2 separate regions of the Homo sapiens genome follow, and region 1 is linked to region 2. A link is a loop called in an ENCODE intact Hi-C map of the cell type or tissue named here. Cell type or tissue: PC-3. All regions are shown on one strand. Each heading gives the region's core, and the rest is flanking DNA. Links, peaks and the distances in the headings are about the cores only.

What was found. Hi-C counts contacts between places; a loop is a spot of excess contacts. Peaks named below come from ENCODE experiments on the same cell type or tissue, not always from the same donor. Only the 100,000 strongest peaks of a DNase experiment are listed, where the experiment ranks them.
Region 1: a loop joins it to region 2, with 6 times the contacts of the local background. A loop is called at or near these places in 1 of 110 quality-filtered maps.

Annotation. Positions count from the first base shown.
Region 1 is chr20:21,086,313-21,091,703 of GRCh38, forward strand. It overlaps a transcript of LINC00237 not described here. Among named protein-coding and RNA genes, the nearest start is that of LINC00237, 17 kb to the right of the region's middle. RefSeq lists an enhancer at 3,617-4,168. In PC-3, for the core only: no CTCF peak of the experiment used is centred there; a DNase peak (open chromatin) is centred at 3,289; H3K4me3 peaks cover 1,605 bases; H3K27ac peaks cover 1,209 bases; H3K27me3 peaks cover 2,169 bases.
Region 2 is chr20:21,182,516-21,187,906 of GRCh38, forward strand. The region is part of intron 6 of KIZ (kizuna centrosomal protein); the gene reads left to right. Among named protein-coding and RNA genes, the nearest start is that of KIZ-AS1, 33 kb to the right of the region's middle. In PC-3, for the core only: no CTCF peak of the experiment used is centred there; DNase peaks (open chromatin) are centred at 456, 906, 1,416 and 2,466; H3K4me3 peaks cover 428 bases; H3K27ac peaks cover 2,646 bases.

The DNA.
Region 1 (5,391 bases), core at 204-5,203, 96 kb before region 2:
TACATTTACAAAGTCATTTAGGTAAATCATTACAGACAAGGCCAAAAGGAACTTCGTTTGATATTCCACTTCTCCAAGTCCCAGAGGTGATCATGGCTTGTTTGGTGCATACCTTTCCAGACTATTAGCTATACAATCACAAGTATCTATATCTATATACGTATAGATATGTATCTATATATATAGAGAGAGATACATATCTATATAGATACATATCTATATATGGATACCTATATATGTACTATATATATAGTACATATATAGTGTATATATAGTATACACTAGTATATATATGTATATATAGTATACTATATATAGTATACTATATATAGTATACTATATATGTATAGTATACTATATATAGTATACTACATATACATATGTAGTATACTATATATACATATATACTATATATAGTATACTATACTATACATGTACTATATATATACATATACTATACTATACATGTACTATATATACATATACTATATATATGTATAGTATACATATATAGTGTATACTATATATGTATAGTATACACTATATATGTATATAGTATACACTATATAGTATATATGTACTATATATAGTACATATATAGTATATATACACTATATATGTACTATATATAGTATATATGTACTATAGTATATATATACACTCTATATGTACTATAGTACATATATAGTACATATATAGTATATATGTACTCTATATAGTATATAGAGTACATATATAGTATACATATATATACACACCCACACCCACACACTATATATGTAGAGAGAGAGACAGAAACAGAGATAGAGACAGAGAGACAGACATAGAGATAGAGACAGAAAGAAGTTATTTGGGGGCAGTATGGATTATGAATTAAAAATTTGACATCATTCTCTTCATGTCATTTTGCAACTTGTTTTCGCTTAACAGGATCTTGGCATTTTTCTTTTCCTTCTTTCCTTGCCACTATATGCCAACAGATCTCCCTTCTTCTAATCTGCTGCCTAGAGAGCCATGGCATGGATGTGCCATGGTTTAATTAAACATTCCCCTTTTGAATGGGTTCAGTTTTTTCTTTCTCTTATTGCAAACAGTGCTTCAGAGACCATTGTCAGACAGGTCTCTATAAATTTGTGCAAATATCTACTTAGAGTGGCTTGAGGAAGGACAAAGAAGAAGGACTGCTGTCAAATTTACCCTCCAAAAACATCATCCCAGTTACATCTCAATGGTAGCTTATGAAAGTGCCATTTCCCCATGACCTTGCCAAAATGAAACATTGTTGTTCACTTTAATTTTTGTCATTTGGAAAGGAAAGAAAAATTACATCTTGTTGGCATTTTAGTTTGCATTCCCCCAGTCTCTAGTAAAGCTGAACATATTTTCATGCCTTAATTCTTAAATTACCATTTCTTAACATTTATGTGCCCAGAACTATAATGGGCACTTTACGTGAACTATTTCATTTTATCTTCACAATTCATTCCTGATATAATAGTGAGGAACGAGCAAATATTTTTTCCCAGGTGACAGATGAGTAAACTGAGGCTTAGAAGCTAGGGAACTAGCGTGGATTCACACATCAAGTGTTTATGGCAGCAAACTCCTCCTGCCAATTAATTACACAGTACCTGTTCTCTTCTTCTTTAGTAAAATAATCCAAACTTTAAGGGGAGCAGCAACGTGTCCAGCTTCAAATTCATACCTCCCAGCCTTCCCTGTAGGTAGAAATGGTCATGTGATTACATTGTTACCAATGCATTACAGCTGCAAGTTGAGGGTGGAGCTGTTTCCCAAAAGGCTCCTTGAAAGTAGGAGTAGTTCTTTTGCCTTTCCCTTCCTCCTCCTTCCTCCTTCAGATGAGATGACTGAAACTGCCGCAGTCACTATAGGACCGTGAATAAAGGTGGCGTAGAAAGATAAAAAGAACCCGGGACATTGATAGCATCATGGGGCCTGTTCTCCTCCACCCTAGTCTACCTACGTCTAGAATTCTGGTTACGTGAGCAAACCCACTCTGCATTTCTGTTATTACTGATACAGTGATGGAGCCAGGATTTGAACCAAAGCTATGCTGAGTCATTCCTTCTCATCCAGGTAACACTCTCCACACAAACGCTATACTATTACTACAGAAGTCACCATCTGTGGCCAATAAAGACTGGAGAAATCTTGCTCCAGCTATTCTTTCTCAGGACAATTGGAGTTGCAAGTCTTGGAAGTAGGAATAATTTCAACCTCATAACAGCAATAGAAAAGGTAGTGCTTGTGAAAGATAAAAGTAGAAATAGCCTAACACAGCATAACTTTCTTTATTGATAGTATCTACACAGGGAAATGTGGATTTATAGAAAAGAACAACATGTCAAATGATTACAAACAGAAAGTTCTGATTCTGGCCTCACTGTTGTATTTGCTATTGACCTTAGAAAAATAACAGTTTCTATCTGTTTCCCTTTTCTTACAATGTTAATAAAATAGATCTTTGAGCCATGGGCTTGTGATGAGAGTCCAATGATGAAATATACATAAAAGCTTTTCCAAAAAAAAAATCAACATGTTCGGTGCTCTGAACCTGGAAGGAATCACTATACGAATACTGCATTCCTAGTGTATGTGTAACCCATGCACAGAGAACCCTGTGGTTATTATTATCAGATTGTAGCGACCCCAATTTTCTTCCTCTTTTTTAGCCATTAAGTAATAGGAGACCCCATGAGACACAGGAATAATGTCAGAATGGAGCAACATTGTCACAGTGAGGAGTAGGTGTGCCCGTGTATGTGTGTGCATGTGTGTAAGATTTAACCTTTTTCTCATTGAGTTTCATATATTTCATGCAAAGGATTGCTGAATATTCATTGATGTATCTAGTATCCACAAGTATGCTATTAGAAATGTATTATTTATCTATATTTTTGAAAGGTTGAAATAATTCAGTGTTGATCCTTTGCAAGATAGGTTTGCTACCTTTAAACTGAAGTGACAATAACACCCTTCGGTTTCTCTCAAGTTGTGCTGATATCCTTGATGTCTCTAACAAACCAGAGACTGCCTGTGAGAATCCTGTATGTCACCATTAAATTGAAAAAGGCTTGAAATATCAAAACCTCACTTCTGGTAGGGAAGGGAAACGAGAAAAAAGCAAACCGATGGTTATTCATGAATCACCCCGGGCCTGCCATGATAAATAACAGTGGCCTCTTTCTTCTCTTCGCTGGGCTCGTAATTCTCTCCCTGAAGGTGTTTTACCTGCACAGGAAGAATTGGGCTGGAGGGATGTCTAGTAAAAATGATTTTTAAAGCCTCTTAAAACGCAAAAGCCTATGTTTGGGTTATGAGTCATTCTTTTTGCATACAGCAAACAATGTCCAATTAATCTCAGCCGACTGGGGAGATGGGACTAAAACAATTTGCAATGTTTAGTCTGTGGTTTTGTGACAACCTAGTGATGTTAAGAGAAAATTAAATACTCGATAAAATAGCTTATTTGAAAAGATTACAAGCGAAGGCGTCTAGATTTGGGCTTCTCCTGCAACATTAAACATGAGGATTCACTGTCCAAATATGGGTTCCGCATATAAGGTAGGAAATATTTATGCCATTTCCACATTAAAAGGGTAGCATATTATTTGTAATGAAATACAGCAATACAAAAATAATCAGTCAAAGTGCAGCTTCAGTGTGTTTTTATGTAGACGTCTGAATGTCTTTCCATTGTTTCAGCAGAGAGCTGCTGTTTTCTCCTGCGCTGACAGGCAATGCTATGTGATATGTTGGCAAACAATTTTACTGTTTTCCTCTCTCTTCTTATGAACGATATTTATAGACTCCGAATTGCATTTGGTTCCGCTTTCCGACACAGTTATCTTCTTGGGCGTGGATTAAATGAAGATCTGGGTGTTGAAAGACATTTACATAAGTGCTGTTTGTGAACAGGAAGGCCAGTTCTTCTATTATCGCCAGAACATTTAAATCTTAATGACTGGCATTGTTGTCTAAAAGACGGTGTTTTTCCTGCTGAGAAACTGCATTAGATTCAAGAAACGAAGCTCATTTCCATTCTCTCAGCAGTCTTCTCTAGAAATGACATGCAGTGCTTGAAACTGTTTATTTCCAAATTCAGGCCTCCCTCGCATCAGTCATCAGCTTCAATTACCAGTTTTCCGGAGCCGAGCCATCAGGCAGTCTGACACCGGGGTCCGGCCTAATTCCCACCTTCTCCAGAGTCAAGAGCATAATGTGCGGATGAAAAGGTGCAAAATAGCTTGGACTTCATTAGCATGCAGGGCCTGGCTGTTCATTTGCCGGCTGCGGATGGAAGTTCTGACACTCGGAGCTTGCTGCAAAATGAGAAAAGTCCTCTTCAGGGGAGATGAGGTCCTTGGTGGTGAGGAAAGGTCATCAAAAAGACAGCCGCTGCCCTTGCTCCCTGCTCTCCATGACTGCTTATTGATTCCAGGAACACCTCATTACACGCCGGATCAACATATTATTGCCATGTTCTGGGACTGAATTGTTTACAAGTGTCTTTATCGCCAGCAAAGGCCTGCCCGGAGATGCATGACTACACTCATTTGGCTGTGACCCGCCAATTATGTGTTATCCGATATGTTGCTGGGTATCTTGATCTTTGCCCGGGTCTTCTCCTGGCATCAACACAGTCCCATTTACTACTTCTTTCTAACCACTCTTTGGGAAAGTAGCCATTAGCCTGTCAGTGTGTAAATGTGCGTGTGTGTGTGTGCGTGTGTGTGTGTGTGTGTGTGTGTTACCTCTGCTACAGGAAATCTGAGCATCGATGCTCCATTGCTTGCTATTCATGAGGTGCATAATCATTTGGGGGAAAGAAATTCTCACTCACACTCACACACACACACCTTTTTTTATGGCATCCAGGGTAACCCACACAATTTGCAATCAGTATGCACAACAGAGAGCATAATGCAGCTTGTTAGCAGCTCCCTCTGCTTACATATAGGCCCGACGAGAGAGCCGTCATATTTTATTTGGGCATAGCTACTGCAAACCACTGCACAGGACCATTTTAATCTTTCATTACAGACACTTCTATGGCTCCATAAAAGAAAGAGTGGACTAGCAACTTGATTAAAAACTTAGTAAAGAGATTGTGCAAACCCTCCCATCCCTGAAAAGTGGAGCCACAGCCTTAGTTTCTTACTGACGCCACTCTGCAATGCAAATGTGACTTCCATTTCCCTCCAATGGTGACTACTGACATAAATTTAATGATGCTGAGAATTGACAACTTCTATTAATTTTTGTGAATATTGCTTGGAGAAGGTTTAACGACTCCACCAAACATTAGGACCGTCTCAACCAAATACTAAAAAGGGGTCCATTTCATTTACATTTCCTGTTGCCATCAAG
Region 2 (5,391 bases), core at 339-5,338:
CCAGGCGCAGTGGCTCAGCCCTGTAATCCTAGCACTTTGGGAAGCCAAGGTGGGCGGATTGCCTGAGTTCAGGAGTTCAAGACCAACCTAGGCAACATGGCGAAACCCTATCTCTACTAAAAATACCAATAATTAGCTGGGCGTGTTGGTGTGCATCTGTAATCTCAGCTACTCGGGAGGCTGAGGCATGAGAATCACTTGAACCCGGGAGGCAGAGGTTGCAGTGAGCCGAGATTGTGCCACTGCACTCCAGCCTGGGCAACGGAATGAGACTGTCCCCCCACCAAAAAAAAAAAAAAAAAAAGACCAAATAGTAAATATTTTAGACTTCTTTTCTCCTCTCCCCTCCCTCTCTCTGCTCTTTATCTCTTTAAATATGTGCTCAAGAGCTATACAACAGCAGGCTGTGGCTGGATTTGGTCACTCCTGGCTTAGATTAATCACAGTCTACTCTGGAATGAGGCAAGGGGTTATTGCCCCATGAGTTATACAAGGGAGAGGTTGATTACTAAACAAAATTGGGGTCCCATGAAAAGGAAGAAGGGAGATGGACACTGAGTAGGCAACTGCACGATTGCTAAATTTGGTCCAAAGAAAGGTTAGTAGATGCAGAGAACAGCCAAAGGGACTGAATCTGGAGACAACTCTACCCCAGCAAGGTGTTTGTCCTGTGACTGGTGGGTTAAAATGGGAATGCAACAGGCAAGTTGTTTGTGATGAATAGGTATTGCTTTCATAATCAGAAAAAAAATTAAGACCATCTTTCAGAAATGTTCTAAAATTCGATTGTGTGATGGTTGCACAACTCTGAGTATACTAATAAAAACCATTGACGTGTACATTTTAAGTTAGTGAATTTTATGACATGTGAGTCATATCTCAGTAGAGCAGTTAAAAAAAGAATCTCTTGAATTCCAAAGCTTAAAAACCATGGACCGCAGCTCTGTGGTGCTTGCTGTTTAGAGGCAAGGGCGCCTTTGGCTGTGTGGCTAGCTTCACGGCTTTCACGGATGGCCTTGGAAATCTTCCCATAATGGGAATGCTTTTAATGACCATTTCTTTTTACATATGTGCTAAATATTTTTCAGGCCATGCAAAATATTTTACATTTTATAATCAAAGAATTAGCATGCTTACAATAAAAATAAAACTGATACAGAAACAGTAAATTACAGGATTTTTTTTTGTCCCTTTTAACCCTTTTTAAAGTGTATTTTCTCTTTTTATGCAGTAGGACTCATTCACTGCATATGTCAATGCAGCCCAGTGGTAGACAGTCTTCAGGCTGGCTTTGCCCAAGCCTCAGATGGTACCAGTGGGCTCTGACTTCTCTGTTTCCCTCTGATCTACTCCGTCTGGATCAACTCAGTTCTTAGGCCCTGCAGCTGGAGAATTTTTCCCTGGCATGCTGAATCAGAGGCTGTCATTGGCTCTGACCACATCATATGCCCATCCCCTACACAATCACTGAAGCAAGGGCAGAGTCCATTGGCTTTTACCTGGATCTCATGCTTCACTCAAGCTGTATGGGTTAGGATAGGGGAGTAGTGGTTCGTCAGAATAAAACTGGGTTCTGTTAATGGTTGCCAGGTGGCAGACCCAACACTTTCCTTCTCTGCATCCCTGACATCTTTTTTTTTTTTTTTTTTGAGTCAGAGTCTCGCTGTTGTTGCCCAGGCTAGAGTGCAATGGTGCGATCTCAGATCACTGCAACCTCTGCCTCCTGGGTACAAGTGATTCTCCTGCCTCAGCCTCCCAAGTAGAGCTGGGATTACAGGTGCCCACCACCACACCCAGCTAATTTTTTGTATTTTTAGTAGAGACGGGGTTTCACTGTGTTAGCCAGGCTGGTCTCGAACTCCTGACCTCAGGCGATCCACCTGCTCGGCCTCCCAAAGGGCTGGGATTACAGGCGTGAGCCACCACGCCCGGTCCCCTGACTTCATTACTGCCTGTTGTTGCCCATTTCATTCTTCCTTCTTTAGTTCTATGTGGCATACTTTCCCTTTAATTATCTTTAACTTATAGTTCTCACCTTTGAAGAATAGCAGTTGAGCTTCTAGTGACAGACTTTTGGAAAAACCAAGTTTGTTTTAAGGTGGGATTTGACAAAGAACCTTCAAGCTTGATAACTGAGTGGGAAAGCTTCCCTTCAGTGAGGGAAAAGTGTCTGCAGGTAGGCCAGGTGAATGAGACACCCTAAAACTTGAAAGTTAAGCAGGAAATAAGACTTTAATGTTTCCTGGGGCCTCGTGTCGTGGCATGCCTTTTATCCCAGCACTTTGGGAGGCCGAGGTGGGAGGATTACTTGAGGCCAGGAGATTGAGACCAGCCTGAGCAACATAGCAAGACCTTGGCTCTATAAAAATAAAAATAAGTTAGTCAGGCATGATGGTACACACCTGTAATCCTAGCTACTCAGGAAACTGAGGTGGGAGGCTTGCTTGAGCCCAGGAGTTGGGAAATACAGTGAGCTATGATTGCATCACTGCATTCCAGCCCAGGCAACAGAGCAAGACCCTGTCTCAAGGAAAGGAAAAAAATAATTGTGTGTGTGTGTGTCTGTGTGTACGTGTGTGTATGCACGTGCACGTGCTTTCTGTACTTTTATACTGAATCTATTTTGAATTTGGGTTGGAAGCTTTAGAATATTACCTTAACCTACAAGAGAGATGTGAGGAATAGTTCTGAGTCCCCTATCTTTTATGGCTTTCAACTATTTTTCTCACTTTTTTTCTGACGGTTTTCCTTTGTCAGTGTAAATTCATTTTGATTTGCTTGTTATTTTGATGGACTGGAAATGTGTTTTTAAATCTGAAAACAGTACTAGTTTCAAATTTGTTTTCTTTACTGTAGTGATTCTCAGATATATTTTAGTAAAATTATTCTACCTTTTTTTTTTTTTTTTTTTTGAGACGGATTCTCACTCTGTCACCCAGGCTGGAATGCAGTGGCATGATCGCGGCTCACTGTAACCTCTGCCTCCTGGGTTCAAGCGATTCTCCTGCCTCAGCCTCCCGAGTAGCTGGGATTACAGGCAGCCACCACCACACCCGGCTAATTTTTGTACTTTTAGTAGAGACAGGGTTTTACCATTGTTGCCCAACAGGGTCTCGAACTCCTGGCCTCAAGTGATCCACCCACCTTAGCCTCCCAAAGTGCTGGGATTACAAGCGTGAGCCACCACGCCCAACCCTACTTTTTTTTTTTTTTTTAAACAGAGTCTTGCTCTGTTGCCCAGGCTGGAGTGCAGTGACGCCATCCTGGCTCACCACAGCCTCAACCTCCCAGGTTCAAGCAGTTCTCCTGCCTCAGCCTCCCGAGTAACTGGGACTACAGACGTGTGCCACCATGCCCTGCTGGAATTATTCTACATTCTAAGTTCATAGGAAAATTAATCTTTGAATTTTGAGAACCGTCTCAAAATTGGTTTACTAAAACTTGGGCACCTGCTATATAGTTTGCCTACTAGAAGATAATAAAATGAATGAGAGTACCAAATGAAAAATAATGGAAAGTATGGAAGTTGCTGATCTCGACAGATTCTTAAATCATGGACGTATGTGTTAATGGTTTGATTTTTATATTGTGTACATATATTTATTGTTTACTAGTAAAAAATGTTCTAATTTATGTGATAAATGGAATATATCAATACTTCATGGCAAAAATTTTTGTGAATTTCAGGTGTTCTGCCACCTTAAACGTTGAAAAGCACTGCTTTCCAGGATAGCCAAATCCCTAAAAGAATTTCTGGTCATGAGACTGATTATCCTTACTGATCAGCTGTGTCACACATCACATGGACATATGATGTCCATGTGATGGACTGGACTGGGCATGGTTGTTTTAGGAGCATGACTGGCATCTGTAATCATGAGTACACTTGGAATCCGTTTCTTCCGTTTCGAAAAGTCCACTTACCCGGAATTGGGACTTGTCTGACATCCCCTAAACTCTGACACTGACAAAAGAGGTCATTGCATCTGGTTCCCAGCTACTTCCATACTTTCCATTATTTTTCATTCGGTACTCTCATTCATTTTATTATCTTCTAGTAGGCAAACTAGATAGCAGATGCCAAAGCTTTAGTAAACCAATTTTGGGAAGGTTCTCAAAATTATAAAGAGTAATTTTCCTAAGAACTTAGAAAAGACCACTTTACTCAAATGTAGAATAATTCTACTAAAATATATCTGAGAATCACTACAGTAAAGAAAACAAACTCAAATCTAACAGGCTGTCCTAGGAGAGCCAGTTAGCTTTTGTTGTTTTCTTGCTTACATCCCGCCTTCCCTTCTTCCACACTTAATCCATTTATCCATTCATAATACTTGTTCTTGTCCACTTTCATTTTTCTTATTTCTTCTTTTTGTCTTTGGCTTCCTCTTAGCAGCTTCTTAGACAAACAAGCACTTGAATAATAAATTGATTCAGCATCTTCAGTTTAATACAGGGCAGGTTGAGCATCCCAAATCCCCAAATCCAAAGTCCGAAATGCTCCAAAATCTGAAACTTTTTGAGTGCCAACATGATGAATGTTTATTGGAGCATTTCAGATTTGGGATACTTATATTCCAAAATCAAAAAATAAAAATTAAAAAAAAACACAATTCAAAATCTGAAAAAATTCAAAATCCAAATTCCCAACCATTTCAGATAAAGGATACTCAACCTATATTGATCCTCTAAGGGTTCAACAGCAAACCAGCCCAATCCTTTCAGCCATCCTATATTTGGTGTCTACCATGCTCAGGGAGCAGGAGGCATGATATTCATAAGCCAGGCATTTCACTGTTATCATGGAAGTAGACCCCGAGCAAAGTCAGAACCCAGGATGGGACCTGCCCTACTCATCTGAGTGCCCCCTCAGTGGAGGATAACTCTGTACTAGACCCATTCCCATTCATCAGACTAAATTGGCCTCTGTGGAGACTCACTTATCCTAGAGAAGTGACATGGCAGCTTATTTCAGGGTCTCAGCATTGCCTGAGCCGAAATTCAGTAAGCCTATCCACCGTGCCATCATGCCTTCTTGTTTCCCTTCTCCCTGAATCCGCTCACCTAGTGTAACCCTCACCAGCCCAGTCTGAGCCTCCTCGTCTCCTCTCTTAAACACACGTGTATATATGGATAGAAACAGACAGACAGACATGGAACAACACAGCAGAGTCTGATGTTTTGTTTTATGGTCCTGCGTCAGCCGTTAATCCTCACAAAGATAATTCTACCTTGACAACACCAGATACCTTTTCATCATCATCATTTAACCTCTAGAGTTTAATGATAGAACTGATTATAATGTCTAGTAAATTCTTTATGATATGTTTGTAGTATTTTAAAACTTTTTGAAAATACAGAGCCTAATTGTATTAAATTTGGGGAAGGCAT